Regions from separate parts of the Mus musculus genome. Here region 1 is linked to region 2. Evidence: chromatin loops called from intact Hi-C (ENCODE). Cell type or tissue: heart. All regions are shown on one strand. Links, peaks and the distances in the headings refer to the core of each region. The heading gives the core; the rest is flanking DNA. Region 1 overlaps Ranbp9 (RAN binding protein 9). Region 2 overlaps Gm32939 (a long non-coding RNA gene).

What was found. Hi-C counts contacts between places; a loop is a spot of excess contacts. Peaks named below come from ENCODE experiments on the same cell type or tissue, not always from the same donor. Only the 100,000 strongest peaks of a DNase experiment are listed, where the experiment ranks them.
Region 1: a loop joins it to region 2, with 2.0 times the contacts of the local background. A loop is called at or near these places in 2 of 42 quality-filtered maps.

What each region holds. Positions count from the first base shown.
Region 1 is chr13:43,413,598-43,416,513 of GRCm38, reverse strand. Ranbp9 (RAN binding protein 9) reads left to right here. Exons shown (of 14, transcript NM_019930.2): 10 at 45-189; 11 at 2,410-2,531. It overlaps Gm52048 (a long non-coding RNA gene), which reads right to left. Exons shown (of 2, transcript XR_003950637.1): 2 at 1-2,916. Among named protein-coding and RNA genes, the nearest start is that of Gm52048, 5.8 kb to the right of the region's middle. In heart, for the core only: no CTCF peak of the experiment used is centred there; no DNase peak of the experiment used is centred there.
Region 2 is chr13:43,529,885-43,532,800 of GRCm38, reverse strand. Gm32939 (a long non-coding RNA gene) reads right to left here. Exons shown (of 4, transcript XR_382266.3): 3 at 2,423-2,598; 4 at 1,016-1,703. Among named protein-coding and RNA genes, the nearest start is that of Gm32939, 15 kb to the right of the region's middle. In heart, for the core only: a CTCF peak has its summit at 1,265; DNase peaks (open chromatin) are centred at 1,320 and 2,210; H3K4me3 peaks cover 1,474 bases; H3K27ac peaks cover 2,500 bases.

The DNA.
Region 1 (2,916 bases), core at 331-2,830, 120 kb after region 2:
TCATTTCTAGGTTGTAACTTTTTTTTTTTCTGTTTTCTTCTCAGGTTTTGAAAGTTGTAGCAATGGTGTAATATCAAATAAAGCACACCAATCATATTGCCATAGTAAACACCAGCTATCCAGCTTGACTGTACCGGAGCTAAACAGTCTCAATGTATCAAGGTCACAGCAAGTTAATAACTTTACCAGGTAATAGAGTGACTTCCCTAATTTCTGTATCCCTAGGGATGGCCAGAACATTGATGCCATCTTTACTGATAATTATCTGAAGAACTTCTGTAGTCCACACTGCACTCTGCAGCTCTGGGCTCCCATCAAGTAAAACGATAGGGACTCTGTTTCCCATAGGCTTTTAAGTTCCTCGTGTATAGAGCTCTGGTCTACAGAGTAAGTTCCAGGAGAGCCAAGGCTACCTAGAGAGACTCTGTCTCAGAAAACAAACAAACAGAAGATATATATGTTAATGAACATATCATATGCCTTTACACTCTCAGATTTAACATTCCTGGATTTTTAAAACCCATGCAGTATAATCTCTGGACAACACGCATTTAAGAACAAATTTGTAAGTATTCAGTCTGCCCAGTGATGTAGCCTTTTCTATAACTAGAATCAGAAACACTGCATTTTCAAACAGTGTTCTGAATTACTTATTGAAGGAGAACCAACTGTTAGCATGGAATCTCAGAACAAATAGTATTTTAAATTGAAAATACAATTTTTAAAATTATATTTGAGAATTTAGAAAGACACTGAAGTTCCTAGGTTATCTATCACATATGACAGAAACTTTTAAGGGGAAAAGGTACAGGATCTTGGGGCAGGGCACAAAAGATGGAGAACAGTAGGAGAAAGAACTGTTGTAGAGGGTGGGTACTCTTTCATAGTCGGTTGATTTCTTAGAATAAAAAGGAAACAAATTCTGAGTGGGAAGCCCAGATGTTAATTAGAACTTTATAGTTGGTATTTTGATTGTTGACAGAGTTCTGCCTTTGTCCTGTGGTAAGTTTTCTGCTGGTCTGTGACATTTTCTCTTAGATGCTGCCCTCTTGGCAGGAAGTTGCTCAGTAAACCAATTATTACCTGCATTCTTGCTTAGCCACAGGGTTGATGATACAACATCCTCCTTTGCAGTAAAGAAAGCAAGACATTAAACTTAGCAAGTACTTTTAAAACTGCTAACCAGTAAGAAGTATTTGTACTTGAGTAATGACTTTTCTGCACCAGTATTGTGAAGTTGATTAAAGATGGCATTAGCTCTTTAAACCATTTTACAGATGTATAGCTGAATATCAGAAAGTAAATGCTGTTTCTTAAGGTCACTAATTAGGTAGTCAGTTGCAGAGCTGAAAGTTCTTACCAGGATTTCTGACTTAGGAACTAGTGCTTCTCTCCCCCATTCTCTGAAGCGCTCTACCCATTCGCTGCTGTTCTGCCCTTAAGACCCAGGGCCAGGTGTCCCCTCCAGCGAGGTCAGTCTGTTCTGTAGTCCTGAGTCCTTTGCCTCCTCCTGCCTGGCCTTTCTTTACCTTACAGATTTGTTGCCCAGGAAGGGGTGGGTAGAGGTAGGGAGGCGTTAGGTGTCGTGTGCATGTGTACAGCCTTGTTCAGCTGACAGTGACTGGGTTATCTGTACTAGGATTTGGCTTTTGTTTTGTTAGGATGCAGCATGAGCAAGCATGGAACCTGTTCAAAAACATTGACTACTGTTTAAAAATAAAAGTGGTTGAGCTGGGAGTGGTGGTACTTAGCTGTGATTTCAACTATTTAGGAGGTGGAGGCAGGGGGATTGTAAATTCAAAGCCTGGGCAATATAGATCATGTAAAAATAAAAATGAAAGTGAAGATTTAATGGTCCTTTAGAGTCACTAGCCAAAAGACAGCCTGGACAGTCGTAGTGCTGTGGAGATCTAAGAAGGTGGAAGCAGGTGAGACGGAGTACCTTGGATTTTGTTTGTTTTATTTATTAGTTATTTTTGAAACAGCATAGTTTTAAATAGCAAGGACTGATAACAAAAACAAGGTTTCACTAATGTAGATATGAAACAGTCTAGAAGCATACGGAAGCAGTGGAGGGGGTTGTCTCAGAAAGATTCAGGCATAACAAAAAAGTACAGATGTGAGTTTGAAAAATAAGTATTATGCCAAAACATGACTTTTCCATACTTATGTAAAGTGACAAGAATAATTACACTTTTGCACGGGCCTCTGCTCCTTCATCTCCAGGAGTGCAAATTTGTTAACGATCAGTCCTGTATGGTTTGGTACATTTGAGATTTAACCTCATTTACCTCATTTGCAGATTGCTATTATCTTATGAAAATTAGTTTCTTACAGGCTACAAAGTTGTGTTGTAGTAATTTATCTTAAACTAATTTCTAAAATTAGGTTTGTTTTCTTCATTTTCAGTAATGATGTAGACATGGAAACAGATCACTACTCCAATGGAGTTGGAGAAACTTCATCCAATGGTTTCCTAAATGGTAGCTCTAAACATGACCACGAAATGGAAGATTGTGACACCGAAATGGGTCTGCAGTGATATTTCTTACATTTTAATAAAAAATGGTGGCTACAAGGTTATGTTTTTACTTGGACTGATTCACAGCTAAGCATAAGCCAGATTTCCAGATGAAACATTTCACAGAACACTTGTGAGCATGGGTTGCTGGACAGGGCAACCTTTGGGCTCTGAGGCTGGAGCCAGTCTTCCTGGCTCAGCTGTCCTTTGTACTTCACTGCCTCAGGGTGAAGGCTGGAGATAGAAAGCGCTTTTACACTGATTTCAGTGTAGTCAGTGAGTCTAAGTGGGTAGGAATTATGTTGTAACTTTCAACTAAGCTGGTCTCTTTAAGTTCATTAAATGCAAATATATGGCATGTCTAGTGCTATCTGTGGATGTGACTTCTCTTTTTT
Region 2 (2,916 bases), core at 196-2,695:
ATCAAGAACAACAGCTAGCATGGGCTTGCCTCAGCAAAATACCACCTGAGTCTGTCATAACACACTACAAAAACTTCCACTTCCTGGGGGGCTTTATTTTATTTTTAAGCTTGAGAGCAATGTCATTCAGAGTTCAAGACAAACAAAACCTGATGACAATTGTGGGTAGGTAGGAGGCTAGCTGTTCTCAACAATGTTTGTATTCAAGACCATCCAATCAGCAGCCAGCAGTGTCCCACTAGTGTTAATAGCTCCTTGGAGGCCTTGGGTAACTGGATTCTTCATGCTACTGGGTTTTCTGCTGCTGGTGGTGGTGGTGATGTTGTTGTTGTTGTTTTGGATTTTTTTGTTTTGTTGTTCTTGTTGGGGTTTGTGTTTGGTTTAGTTTGGTTTTCAGAGGCAGAGTTTCTGTTTCTCTTTGTAGCCCTGGCAGCTCCCTGAACTCTTTGTAGAGCAGGCTGGCCTCAAACTCAGATATCTGCCTGTCTCTGCCTCCCAAATGTTGGGATTAAAGGTATGAGCCACCACTGCCAGGCTAAAGGTATTACGATCCCGATGGAGGAAATACGGTTATTATTTCACTTAACCTTCCGCGCTGCACATAACCTGCCTCCACCTACTGGGGGTGGGGGGTGTAGGATTAAAGGCAAGTGCCACTGTGTTTCTATTCTTAGGAAGTCAGGATTCCCAGTAGTCTTTAGCAACTACTGACTGTAGCAGGCATCAGGATTTCCTCACGCTGACAGTGGCCAGTATGTTCTAGCTCCTGGGCTTGGGGTGTTAGAGGTCTTTTGGCCCAAATAGTTTGACAGCTCTCTAGAACTCTTCCAGTCCCTAGGCCGGCATTCTCTTTTCTCTAACTCTGTAGCTTTGTAGCCTCCAGCTGCCAAGTAGCCACTTACTGCTTCAGCAGCTTGGCCCAGCAGTCACCTAACCTCCAGTTGCTTCACTGTCTCTCCCGCTCCTTTCCTCGTGTTATCAGCTCAGCCCACGCTATTAAAAAAGCAAGAGAAGATCACTCAAGAGAAGCCTTTTATTGGGCATAACATTGCTACATGGGAAGGCAGTACAAGAAGGTGCGTCTGCCAGGATGCTTACTAAATTGCCTGCTTCTGTAGCTAGAGGAGGGAGGGGAGCTTGCTCCAATCAGAGCAAACCACATGCAAATGAGGGTTTGTGTTTGCACCAATCAGAGCCCTGTCTCTTTAGCCCTAGTCACAGCCGCTTTTCTCTCCATGGCACTCCCCCTCTGGCTTAGGTTGGAAGTGGTTACAGGGTAACCTGAGTTCACTGAGGCTTGTGATACCAAACAGTCCAGTTGCTGTCTGTTTGAACAGCCCTGGCCGAGGCCACCCCTTCAGGTGCAGGAACAGCCAGCTGCATTCAGAGCGTTGTCCTCTCAAAGCGCCTGTGGAGTATTCGACACAGCCAGTGTTGGCATTAAGTGTAGTCCAGCTGGCTTTTGATTGACAGTCCTTTTGCTCAAGGCGGCCAGGGCAACAAAGGAGAGTCCAACAGCTGCCAATTAGGAAGTCAGATAGCCCATCCCCCAACATCTTTGCTTATTTACTGGAAAATGAACATCAGAGGGAGTGCTTACAATGAGGGCTGATCGTTAGTATTAGCCGACTTTAAGAGTGCTTAAACAGTGCTCAGTGCCCTGGGTAGAGATGAGTCCCTTTCATCTGGCCCATAGTGGTCCTCTGTATCAAAAACAAACACAGAGAACAGCCGTTAGCAAATGGGGGAACTTTGTATTCCCGACAGTTCCCTGAACTGCCGTCACTCTTGCACGAATCACACTTCTAGGAAGCTTCCTGCCCCATCCCATTCTTCTCCCCGCAAAAAAAAAAAACTGCTGTTAACCCACCTTCCCTTGAGTATATTAGTATATATGCACATGGCCCAAAGCCTAGAAACAACATAGCACTTTTTTTTTAACCAGCTCCCTTCCAAAATAATGCTCCATAATGCCTCAGTGAATGCCTGCTGTCCCATGACAAGACATTTACCAAAGATGATCTGCCCTTATTGTCAAGTTCTGCTCAATGGTCAGAGAGGAAAGCAGTTATCTCCTGGCTTGCCTTATCTCTCTGAACACTTTACGGCCTGTTTCCTTTAGTTTCAAGCCACCCGGAGCTCTAGGACTTCTTTGCTTTGAGATTCAGCTTACAGGTTAAAATTAGCTCCAGAGCTCTGAAGGGGCGCCAGAGAAAGCAGGAGTGTGGTGGGAGTGGGTGAGAGCTAACCCGCAATGCAGATGACAGAGGAGTGAACACGAGGCACAAGCCTCCCTCAGACGTGGTCATCCCCCGAGAGAGGCACATGGGCTAGGGACCCCCACCCCCACCCCCGCAGACTGTAAGACACACAATTTATGCCATGCTATATGTGTGTTGCAGACAAGGTCTGAGGCTCTTACCTTTTATCCTTGCTAATGGGAATCTTCTAAACTGCTTTTTTTGTCTTACACGCTGCCTTTGGGTGTGGGCGGTTACGGTTTATAGATGCACTTGGACCAGGCTGCCTGCCTGTCCAAGGAACACCGGCTTTATGCTCTTCTCCTGTGGGTCTTGCAAAACAACATATTATGCCAATCTGTTTGCGTGAAAGAAGAGAACGAACATCATTTCATTTAAGGACCCAAGTACCAGCACAGGCTCTGGACAGAATCAGGCAAAAGGCATTTGTTCCATGTACCCTCCCTCCTCCGGGGATCATTTCTTCATTCCATGACATTGCTTCTTTGGTTGGATACTCGCTGCCTTCGTGTCTTCTCAGTACCCCAACCCATTAAGAAAGTGAAGTTCACCTCTCATTTCCAGCTTTAACCTGAAGATGGGCTCTAACGTCAGAGCCCTGGATTCAGGTCCTAGCAATTCATTTCCTAACTGGCTAGTGCAAATTTCTTAATCT